Regions from separate parts of the Homo sapiens genome. Here region 1 is linked to region 2. A link is an interaction called in ENCODE POLR2A ChIA-PET data of the cell type or tissue named here. Cell type or tissue: A673. All regions are shown on one strand. Each heading gives the region's core, and the rest is flanking DNA. Links, peaks and the distances in the headings are about the cores only. Region 1 has its middle 8.8 kb from the start of FGF19. Region 2 overlaps LOC107984368 (a long non-coding RNA gene).

Region 1 (5,369 bases), core at 298-5,297, 120 kb after region 2:
CACACGCCTGCCCATCGCAGCTGAGGGCTCTGGCGAATAAGACACAGGCAGGTACCAGGCAGGTGGGTTGGGTTTCTTCCCCTCCATTTTTTTATTATTTTGAAAAATTTCAAACCCACAGAGGAGTCTCGAGAATAGTCTGACAAAACCTGTACAGCCTCCACCTCCACTCCCCTGCACCCCACCCCTTCTGCGTTCACTCTCATCACACACACCTATGCACACATATGGATTTTCCTGGGCCATTTGGAAGTTAGTTGTGGCATTTTCTCTCCAAATACTTCTCCCCTTCCTTCCTTCCTCCCTCCCTCCTTCCTTCTCCTTCCTTCCTCTTTCTTTCCTCCCTTCCTTCCTTCCTTTCCTTCCTTCCTCCCTCCCTCCCTCTCTCTTTCTTTCTTTCTTTCCTCCCTTCCTTTCTTTCTTTCTTTCTTTCTCTCTCTCTCTCTCTCTTTCTTTCTTTCTTTCTTTCTTTCATTCTCCCTCTCTCTCTCTCTCTCTTTCTTTCTTTCTAGATGGAGTCTCACTCTGTCACCCAGGCTGGAGTGCGGTGGCACAATCTCAGCTCACTGCAATCTCTGCCTGCCGGGTTCAAGCAATTCTCTGTCTCAGCCTCCTGAGTAACTAGGATTATAGGCACCCACCACCACACCCAGCTAATTTTTGTATTTTTAGTAGAGACAGGGTTTCACCATCTTGGCCAGGCTGGTCTCAAATTCCTGACCTGAGGTGATCCACCTGCCTCGGCCTCCCAAGGTGTTTTTTTTTTTTTTTTTTTCTTGAGACGGCGTCTCTCTTTGTCACCCAGGCTGGAGTGCAGTGGCCCGATCTCGACTCACTGCAAGCTCCACCTCCCGGGTTCACGCCATTCTCCTGCCTCAGCCTCCCGAGTAGCTGGGACTACAGGCGCCCGCCACCACGCCGGGCTAATTTTTTGCATTTTTAGTAGAGACGGGGTTTCACCACATTAGCTCGGATGGTCTCGATCTACTGACCTCGTGATCTGCCCACCTCAGCCTCCCAAAGTGCTGGGATTACAGGCATGAGCCACCGCGCCTGGCCTGCACTTGTTTCTTACAAGGACATTCACTATGCCATCCTGATACATACGAGCAGCAAGCCTGCAAGTTCAACCATTATGAGGGCTGCTACCAACTCCCACTCCATAACCAAGCCCCCCTGAGGGTCTCAGTGTCTTAGTGAGGTCCTAGCTGTTTCCTTTCTTTTTCTTTTTTCTTTTTATTTTATTTTCTTTTTTCTTTTCTTTTCTTTTTTTTTTTTTTGAGGTGGGGTCTCACTCTGTTGCCCAGGCTGGAGTGCAGCGACACGACCTGGGCTCACTGCAACCTCCGCCTCCCAGGCTCAAGCGATTCTCCTGCCTCAGCCTCCCCAGTAGCCACCGTGCCCAGCTAATTTTTATATTTTTAGTAGAGACAGGATTTCACCATGTTGGCCAGGCTGGTCTCGTGCTCCTGACCTCAGGTGATCCACCCGCCTTGGATTCCCAAAGTGCTGGGATTACAGGCGTGAGCCACTGTGCCCGGCTGCTTCCTTTCTTTTTATATGATTTCTTTTTATTGAGGTGAAATTCACATAACGTAAAATTAACCATTTTAAAGTGTACAATTCACCATGGCATTTAGTACCTTCCCCCAAACTCCCTTTATCAAGTTTCTAGACTTCTTCATCACCCCAAAAGAAAGCCCCTGACTCATGAAACAGTCACCCCTGTTCTCCTTTCCCAACCTCTGGCAACCTCCAATCTGCTTAGGCAGGGATTTTTCATAAGATCTCTTCTAAGTGTGGGGTTTTATTATTTAAAAATAGTTTACTACAAATTGGCCGGGTGCGGTGGCTCACGCCTGTAATCCCAGCACTTTGGGAGGCTGAGGCGGGCGGATCACGAGGTCAGGAGATGGAGACCATCCTGGCTAACACGGTGAAACCCCGTCTCTATTAAAAATACAAACAAATTAGCTGGGCGCAGTGGCAGGCGCCTGTAGTCCCAGCTACTGTGGAGGCTGAGGCAGGAGAATGGCATGAACCCGGGAGGCAGAGCTTGCAGTGAGCCAAGATAGCGCCACTGCAGTCCGGCCTGGGTGAGAGAGCAAGACTCCTTCTCAAAAAAAAAAAAAAAAAGACTTTATTACAAATTAAATGTGGAACTCCGCCATGTGTGTGCTTATTTTAGGGGAGGGAAGGGATGCTGTTTTTAAGTACTTCCAGCCTCTTCGCTGCAGCCGGGTGGCTGGACGTCTTCGGGCAAACCCTTTCTTTGCTTATTTTGCTTAGGTGACGATAAAGGGCTTGGAGGAAATCTTTGTTTTGTTTTGTTTTTGAGACAGGGTCTCATCCCATCACCCAGGCAGGAGTGCAGAGGTACGATCATGACTCACTGCAGCTTCGACCTCCCAGCCTCGAGCCATCCTCCCACCTCAGCCTCCTGAGCAGCTGGCATTACAGGTGCACACCGCTACACCTGGCTAATTTTTTAAAAAATTTTGTAGTGATGGGATCTCCCTATGCCCAGGCTGGTCTCAAACTCCTAGACTCAAGTGATCCTCCTGCCTCGGCCTGGCGAACTGCTGGGATTACAGGAGTGAGCCGCCACACCTGGCTGAGGAAATCCTCTTGAAGGTCCTTTCCAACCCTGGAATTCTGAGCTCATCTATTGCAAATGAGCTGGAGTGACACCCTCCAGACTCATACAAGCTTAGCCTCCGGGAATATCTGTCCGGCCTGCTGATCTCTGGCCAGGCCTGGGGGCAGCTGGACAGGGAGGGAAACCCTGTCCATGAGGCTTCTGCTCGCTGAGTGACCGCAGGCCATGCACTTGGCCTCTCGGAGTCTGCTCATGGTCCCCTTACCCACTGGTGGATCCTACAGCCAGGCAGGCTTCGTGGGCCTCTCACCTGTAAAACGGAACAACACCTGGCTCTCCGCCTTGCTGCAGGGATAACTGCAGGCCACTCCCCGGGGTGAGGCCTTGATACCTCCAAGTTGAGGCGAACAGACTGAATGTGACTCAACTGGAAGTCTCTGTCTTGACTCCCCGCCACCAGATACTGGCGGGTGACTTCCTCCCCTATGAGCCGCGGGATACTGGCGGGTGACTTCCTCTCCTATGAGCCGCCACTGGATACTGGCGGGTGACTTCCTCTCCTATGAGCCGCCGCTGGATACTGGCAGGTGACTTCCTCTCCTATGAGCTGCCACCGGATACTGGCGGGTGACTTCCTCTCCTATGAGCTGCCACCGGATACTGGCAGGTGACTTCCTCTCCTATCAGTGTTCTTGATACGGATAGGAGAGAAATACTGGCATTTACAAAGTCACAGTGATCATGCAAGTGGGGGACTCAGCATCTGGAAGCGGCCCCTGAAATGAAACCGCATGCAGGGGTCAGTTCCCGGAGTGTGTTCTGCTGTGGACCTTGAAGAAAGTTGTTGTTTATGGAAGCCCCATTAGCCCAAAACAGCCCTCAGCAGAAACAGGAACATCAGCCCATATGGGACCTCCCTGCCTGCGTCCCCTGCTGCCCCAAACACACCCCTTCTGCCCAGCTAGAAGCCCTGTTGCTAAGATACCACAGGGCTGGAAGAGATTCGAATTCCTTTTCTTTTTCTTTTCTTTTTTTTGAGACAGAGTCTCACTCTGTCACTCAGGCTGAAGTGCAGTGTCATGATCTCGGCTCACTGCAGCCTCTGTCTCCCAGATTTAAGCGATTCTCCTGCCTCAGCCTCCCGTGTAGCTGGGACCACAGGTGCCTGACACAATGCCCAGCTAAGTTTTTTTTTTTTTTCTGGAGACAGAGTCTTGCTCTATCAGCCAGGCTGAAGTGCAGTGGTGTGATCTTGACTCATTACAACCTCCGCCTCCCGGGCTTAAGCGATTCTCCTGCCTCAGTCTCCCAAGTAGCTGGGACTACAGGCACGCGCCACCACGCCCAGCTAATTTTTGTATTTTTTGTAGAGACGAGGTTTCACCATGTTGGCCAGGATGGTCTCAATCTCTTGACCTCGTGATCCGCCTACCTCGACCTCTCGAAGTGCTGAGATTACAGGTATGAGCCACCGTACCCGGCCATTTTTTTTTTTTTTTTAGTAAAGACGGGGTTTCACCATGTTGGCCAGGCTGGTCTCAAACTCCTGACCTCAGGTGATCTGTCCACCTTGGCCTCCCAAAGTGCTGGGATTACAGGTATGAGCCACTGTACCTGGCCTAATTTTCTCGACATGATGTGTGACCCATCAGAAGTGTCTGGAATGAGTTTGCAGGTGGGACGAATGATCAGTTTGGCAATGGAAGTCAAGGGAGGGCAGGAGGAAGGAGAGACGGGATGAACAAGGAAAGGATGGGCAAGGAGGCCAGTGAGTGCACAGCAATGTCAACACCTTCCAGTTCTTTTTTTTTTTTTTTCTTTTGAGACGGAGTCTGGCTCTGTCACCCAGGCTGCAGTGCAATGGCTCAATCTCGGCTCACCGCAACCTCTGCCTTCCGGGTTCAAGTGATTCTCCTGCCTCAGCCTCCCAAGTAGCTGGGATTACAGGTGCCCACCACCACGCCCGGCTAATTTTTGTATTTTTAGTAGAGACGGGGTTTCGCCATGTTGGCCAGACTGGTCTCAAACTCCTGACCTCAAGTGATCCACCCGCCTCGGCCTCCCAGAGTGCTGGGATTACAGGTGTGAGCCGCCGTGCCCGGCCCTTCCAGTTCTTTTAAATGATTCATCCAATATTTCTTGGCAGCGTCAAGTGCCAGGCTGGCTCCGTGCAGGACACCAGGGTCATGCCCGCAAACTGCGCACTTGTATCCTCACTTCCACAGAGCTTTGTCTGAAGAGGAGACATGTAGGGTCAATTTCCACCCCAAGACATGACGTCCAGGTACCACACAGCAGAGCAGGCGGAGCTGAGGGCTGCACTCAGAAGTGGGGGCTCTCTGGCTATCTTGCTAGAGTCAGCCCAGGGTCTCCAGTGACCACTCTGGGAAGCACATGGGCAGGTCATGGGGCCAAGGAATCGAAGAGTAGGGCCAAGCCCCTAGCTGAGGCTCCGAATTTGGTCAGGGCTCTTAACTTTTTGAAAGAGCAGCTGTTTGGGTTTTCCTTTTTTTTTTTTTTTTTTTTTTCAGTGGTGGATCACAGCTCACTGCAACCTCTGCCTCCCAGGCTCAAGTGATCCTTCCACCTCAGCATCACAAGTAGCTGGGACTACAGACTCACGCCACCACGCCCGACTAATTTTTGTATTTTCTGTAGAAATGGAGTTTCGCCATGTCCCCCGGGCTGGTCTTGAACTCCTGGGCTCAAGTGATCCACCTGCCTTGGCCTCCCAAAATGTTGGGATTACAGATGTGAGCCACTGTACCTG
Region 2 (5,369 bases), core at 284-5,283:
TGAATGAATGGACGACACATGTTAGTGGAGGAGACGGGACGCGGCGGCTCACGCCTGTAATCCCAGTACTTTGGGAGGCTGAGGCAGGCGTTCTTTGAGAGGCTGCACTTTGGGAGGCTGAGGTTAGGAGTTCGAGACCAGCTTGGCCAAGATGGTGCAACCTATTCTCTACTAAAAATACAAAAATTAGCCAGGTGTGATGGTGCATGCCTGTAATCTCAGCTACTCGGGAGGCTGAGGCAGGAGAATCGCCTGAACCTGGGAGGTAGAGGTTACAGTGAGCTGAGGTCATGCCACTGCACTCCAGCCCGGGCAACAAGACCGAAGCTCCATCTCAAAAAAAAAGTTAGTGGAGGAGTTATGAGACTGTACTTTCGTCTCACAGATGGCCTAAGGCAGTAATTTCCATAGTTGGCAGACCACGGGCTTGCCTGGAGAATCTTGACAGACATTTGGATGCCACTGGAGCCTGGGGTGCTCATCATGAAGAAGGCAGGGTCCCTTGGTGCTCACACCATGCACCTTCTGAGGAGGTGGCCAGGCGGCAGCCTGGGGGAGCCCTACTGCAAGTGGGGTCTCCAGGTGGGCATCAGTGGCCCCAGGTGGGTCTAAGTGGCCTCCAGGTAGGTGTCAGTGGCTCCATGTGAACATCAGTGGTCCCCAAGTGGGCATCAGTGGCCTCCAGGTGGGTGTCAGTGGCCTCTATGTAGGTATCGGTGGCCCTAGGTGGGCGTCAGTGGCCCTGGGTGTGTGTAAGAGCCGCGGGGCTATCTGTCAGACTTCGGTCATACAGTGGACCTCCAGGGGCTTGAACACATTCTCCTGAGGCCACCTTGAGAGGGTGGCACCCTGCACAGCCATCCCAGTGGAAGATTTATAGACACAGATGCTCAACGGCTCTCAACGAACTCTCTTTTGGGAAGGAAAGTAGGTTCTGACATTTTTAGGGCATTTTTGCAAGAGGTTTGTGGTGAGGAAACTCCCCTCCTGGGGCATCTTCCCAGATGGACTGGCACCTCTGGGTACATGGGACTCCAGGGTGGGTCCCTGGGGCTCTGGCTTCTGTGGCTTTCCTGTTCTTTCCCCATTCCAGGGGCCAAAGATGGGGTTACATCCCGGGACAAAGATGGACAGTTCCAGTTCCAAGTCTGGGGTTCTGGCCCTTTTGAGGGCGTTTTGAGGTGGCATCCTCCTCCTCCTCCTCCTGAGCACTAGATGTCCTCTCTCAGGCTGCTCAGCTCCTTCAGAGCCCACTGCTCATCTAGGAGGGCCGGAAAATGACGCAGGGCTCGTGCAGCCCCCAGCTCGTGGTCCCAGGCAGAAAAGGATCCTGGGAAGCTGCAGCTGCTGTACATGGGGGGCTGGGGGAAAGGAAGAGAGGGAAAGGGGGAGACAGAAGGCAGGGAGAGGGAAAGGAAAGGGGGGGAAGATAATATGTTGGAGTGTATATGGGATCTGCCTCCTGCCCTCTCTGGCACTTTCCAAGTGCACACACATAAGAGAACAAGAATATTCAGTGCCACCCTAGTTTGCACTGATATTAAATAGAATCCATGCGGCAACCCCCACAGGAGTCACTGAATTAACTGGAGGACAGTGGAGTCCCACTTTAGCTGTGAAAGGGATGGAGCAGTGGCCTGGGCACTGTCGCACAAAGTGTCCACGACGTTCTGCTCCCGACAGAGCAAATGGCGGAGCAGCCTGTGTGTTAGATGCAGGTGTGTGCTTGCAACGCGTCGGGGAATGGGCTGAAGGAATCCACACTGGAAATTGTTAGGCCCTGCTAGCCTGCTACATAATGGCCTAATGTATAATATTTATTGTCCACCTCCCCACGCTGGAACTGAAGCCCCACGAGGCAGGGACTTTTGTCTGTTTTTTGTTGTTGTTGTTGATGTTTCCAAAGCGCCTAGGGCAGACCCTGGCATATAGTAGGTGCTTAAGAAACAGATAATGAGGCTGGGCGCAGTGACTCATGCCTGTAATCCCAGCACTTTGGGAGGCCGAGGTGGGTGGATCACCTGAGATCAGGAGTTTGAGACCACCCTGGCCAACATGGTAAAACCCTGTCTCTACTAAAAATACAAAAGTTAGCTGGATGTGGTGGCGGGCGCCTGTAATCCCGCTACTCAGGAGGCTGAGGCAGGAGAATTGCTTGAACCCAGGAGGTGGAGGCTGCAGTGAGATCACACCATTGCACTTTAGCCTGGGCGACAAGATTGAGACTCTGTCTCAAAAAAAAAAAAAAAAAAGAAAGAAAGAAGAAAAAAAGAAACAGTTTCTGAATAAATGGATTAACAGGATGTGCACTTTTCATGGTATATTTTCTGAATTGTTTGTATTTTCCACAGTGAACATAGATTACCCTTATATTTAAAAAAATGGCCTTGGGAAATAGAGAATTCATACAACTCTATGAATAAAACCTTCTAAATTGCATGCCTTCAACGGGTGAATTTCATGGTATGTAAATTACATTTCAACAAAGCTACCGTAAAAACAAAGAGACTTGCGTCTTGGCCTGGAGGAAAGCTCCCAGGTTTTGGCCCTAGGGAAGTGCCCCTGCATGCCCAGCACACGCTGGGCAAGGTGGGCACCCCAGACACTGGGCCGGGCACCAGGACTGAGCAGCAAGGACCCCATGTCTTTCTTTGCTGTAGTGCCAAGTTATGAAAACATGGCTCTGTCTCAATACAAGAAAGAGTGTATTGAAAAGCTCATCAGCAGCGGTAGAGGTGCAGCTGAGAAAATGTCAGTTTCACAAAAGCACCTGCCTAGCCAGTGGGCGGGGACCTTGCCGTGGGGCGAAGTCCAGGCCCAGTGGCCTGGGGCTTTCTCTTTGGCTTTTCCTGGGAGCTCCATTCTAGGGGACTCATGCTCTCCAAACTCCTTTGTCAGTCCCACACTCACAGTAGGGGCGGTAGGACGAGGCCTTGGACCCTCAGAAGAATTCTTTTCTAGTCCTGTTCTGGTTTGGCCAAAGCCTGAGGCCCCAGCACCCTGGAGACAGGTAGGTGCAGGCCCTGCAGGTCAGGCAGAGAAAGGGTTAAGGCTGCTGCAGTGGGGCTGGGGGAGCCATGGCTGTCAGTTTGCAGGCAGGTGTGGGACAGGGCCTAGGCAGGCTCTTTCCCTGGGTGACAGGCAGGCAAGATCAAAAGCTGTTGGGACAAAAGGGGCTGAGGTGAATTGTCCTGGCCAAAGGCAGGGCACTCTGGGACAGTGTGCAGCCCAGTCAGGCCTCAGACATGCACCCCAGAAGAACCCCCACCCTGACAGCAAGCACCATGTGGGGGTCAAAGGTCGGGGTGTTTGGCTTGGATTACGGTGCCTGCCTTTCACCCAGAGCAAGAAAGCCAGAGAGCAGGATAAGAACCTTCCGGATTGGAACTGCCAGGAAAGGCTCCTCTGTGAGCCACGGCTAATGAAAATGTCATTGTGGCTCAGAGACATTCTTTACATTTGTGTGCATGTCCCCAAGAGAGACACACGGCACCTCTAAATAACCCGGTAAGGAGATTCGCCAAGGAACAGCCAAGCCAGCGTTTTCCGCCAGCCTAATGACGGCCCCAATGAGTTCAGCCTTTGTTGTATAATCTGTTGCTAAAAGGATTTAAAATTCAAGAAAGAAAAATGTTAGGGCCAATTAGCTACGTTGTGCAGGCCTCGATGTCTATGTGGGCCCCAAGCTCCTCTCTTGAAGTCAAGTGGGGGCTTTGCTTAAGCCCGTCTGCCCATCAGACCCCAAGCTGGACCCAATTGATCTTTCAGAGTCAGATTTTGTTGTGTAACATGGCGTGGGAGAGAAGGTCTAGGAGCTCAGGGCAGGGGCCCCGAGAAATCCTTCCCAGTTCACTACTTACGCTACCGACACACAGGGAAAAGGAAGGCTTTTATTTCTCCCAAGATGTCAGTTTAAAATACATCTCCAGGCCGGGCGCGGTGGCTTAGGTCTGTAATCCCAACACTCTGAGGCCAAGACAGGAGGATTGCTTGAGCCCAGAAGTTCAAGATCAACCTGTGCAACATAGCAAGACCCCGTCTCTTAAAAACAATTTTAATTTAATTTAAAAAATAAATAAAATAAATCTCCAGGGTGGCCCCACATTGTTCTGGCATTTCTGCTCAGAGGTCTGTGCTGATGACGGCAAAACATGATGATGACGGCCATGGTGTCAAATTCCACTGGACATGAATCCAGCTGCACGGTCCCCACACTATGAGCCCTTGCCTGGGCTTCAGCCTTCACATCCGTTCCTGGGTAGAGCTGACGCCAGAGGAGAGAGAGATCACATACTGAGGACAGTCCTGGTCTCTTGTAGTCCTGTCTGGGCCTTGCAGTGAACACCCTGCACACCAACTGGCTTATTCGTCACCAAAGGAATCCCTATTTGCAGTAAAAATCAAGTCAATAGCAAAATTAGTACCAAAGGCTCAAAGAGAAAAGTTCTCCCTCTCACCTCTTTGTATCCTTACTTCCCAGAGGTGGTCATTCCTACCACTGCTTGCCTATCTTGCAGAAGGGCCCTGTGTATAAATCACATGTGTGGGCTGGGCACAGTGGCTTACACCTGTAATCCCAGAACTTTGGGAGGCTGAGGCGGGTGGATCACCTGGGGTAAGGAGTTCGAGACCAGCCTGACCAACATGGAGAAACCCATCCTCTACTAAAAATACAAAAATTATCTAGGCGTGGTGGTGCATGCCTGTAATCCCAGCTACTCGGGAGACTGAGGCAGAAGAACTGCTCTAATCTGGGAGGCGGAGGTTGCAGTGAGCAGAGATCATGCCACTGCACTCCAGCCTGGGCAACAGAGCTATACTCTGTCTAAAAAAAAAAAAATCACATGTGTGAATACCAACAACAGCAGCAAGCACTGATCTGGTGTGTCCTGCTCGCCGGACACTGTCCCAGCTCTTCACCCATATGGATTCATGTTGGCCTTCTGAGAGCACTGTGGCACGTTCCCATTTTACAGATGAGGACATCGAGGCCCAGAGAGGTTACTATGCCCAAGTCCTCACAGGTCATACATGGCAGAATCTGGATTCTAACCCAGCAACTCACACATGGGAGGGCACTCTGGTTGCTACCGTGTTGTTTCCCTTCCTGGCCACCCTGATCACGACTCCGGCTGTCTGCTGTCTCGAAAGCTTCACAGCGCACCCTTGTATGGCCACCAGTCTCTGACGGGAGGGTTCTTTCTGGTCTGAAATCCTGCTGAATGATGCTGCTTGTGCATATTTCTTTATAGACTCTGTAAGATAAAGTGTCAGAGTGTCAGGTGTGGCATTCCTCAAGCAAAAGGCATTGTGATGGACACTGTCATAGTCACGGCCCAGTGCCCCCTGTGATGATGGCCCTGGTTTGC

The links. ChIA-PET counts read pairs that join two places held together with the same protein. Peaks named below come from ENCODE experiments on the same cell type or tissue, not always from the same donor. Only the 100,000 strongest peaks of a DNase experiment are listed, where the experiment ranks them.
Region 1: POLR2A ChIA-PET joins it to region 2 with 9 read pairs; 5 of 35 experiments call an interaction of 5 or more read pairs at or near these places.

Annotation. Positions count from the first base shown.
Region 1 is chr11:69,710,158-69,715,526 of GRCh38, reverse strand. No RefSeq gene overlaps it. Among named protein-coding and RNA genes, the nearest start is that of FGF19, 8.8 kb to the right of the region's middle. RefSeq lists a silencer at 3,040-3,240. In A673, for the core only: no CTCF peak of the experiment used is centred there; a DNase peak (open chromatin) is centred at 3,136; H3K4me3 peaks cover 425 bases.
Region 2 is chr11:69,826,609-69,831,977 of GRCh38, reverse strand. It overlaps LOC107984368 (a long non-coding RNA gene), which reads right to left. Exons shown (of 3, transcript XR_001748071.2): 2 at 5,066-5,255; 3 at 3,871-4,384. Among named protein-coding and RNA genes, the nearest start is that of FGF3, 9.9 kb to the right of the region's middle. In A673, for the core only: no CTCF peak of the experiment used is centred there; no DNase peak of the experiment used is centred there.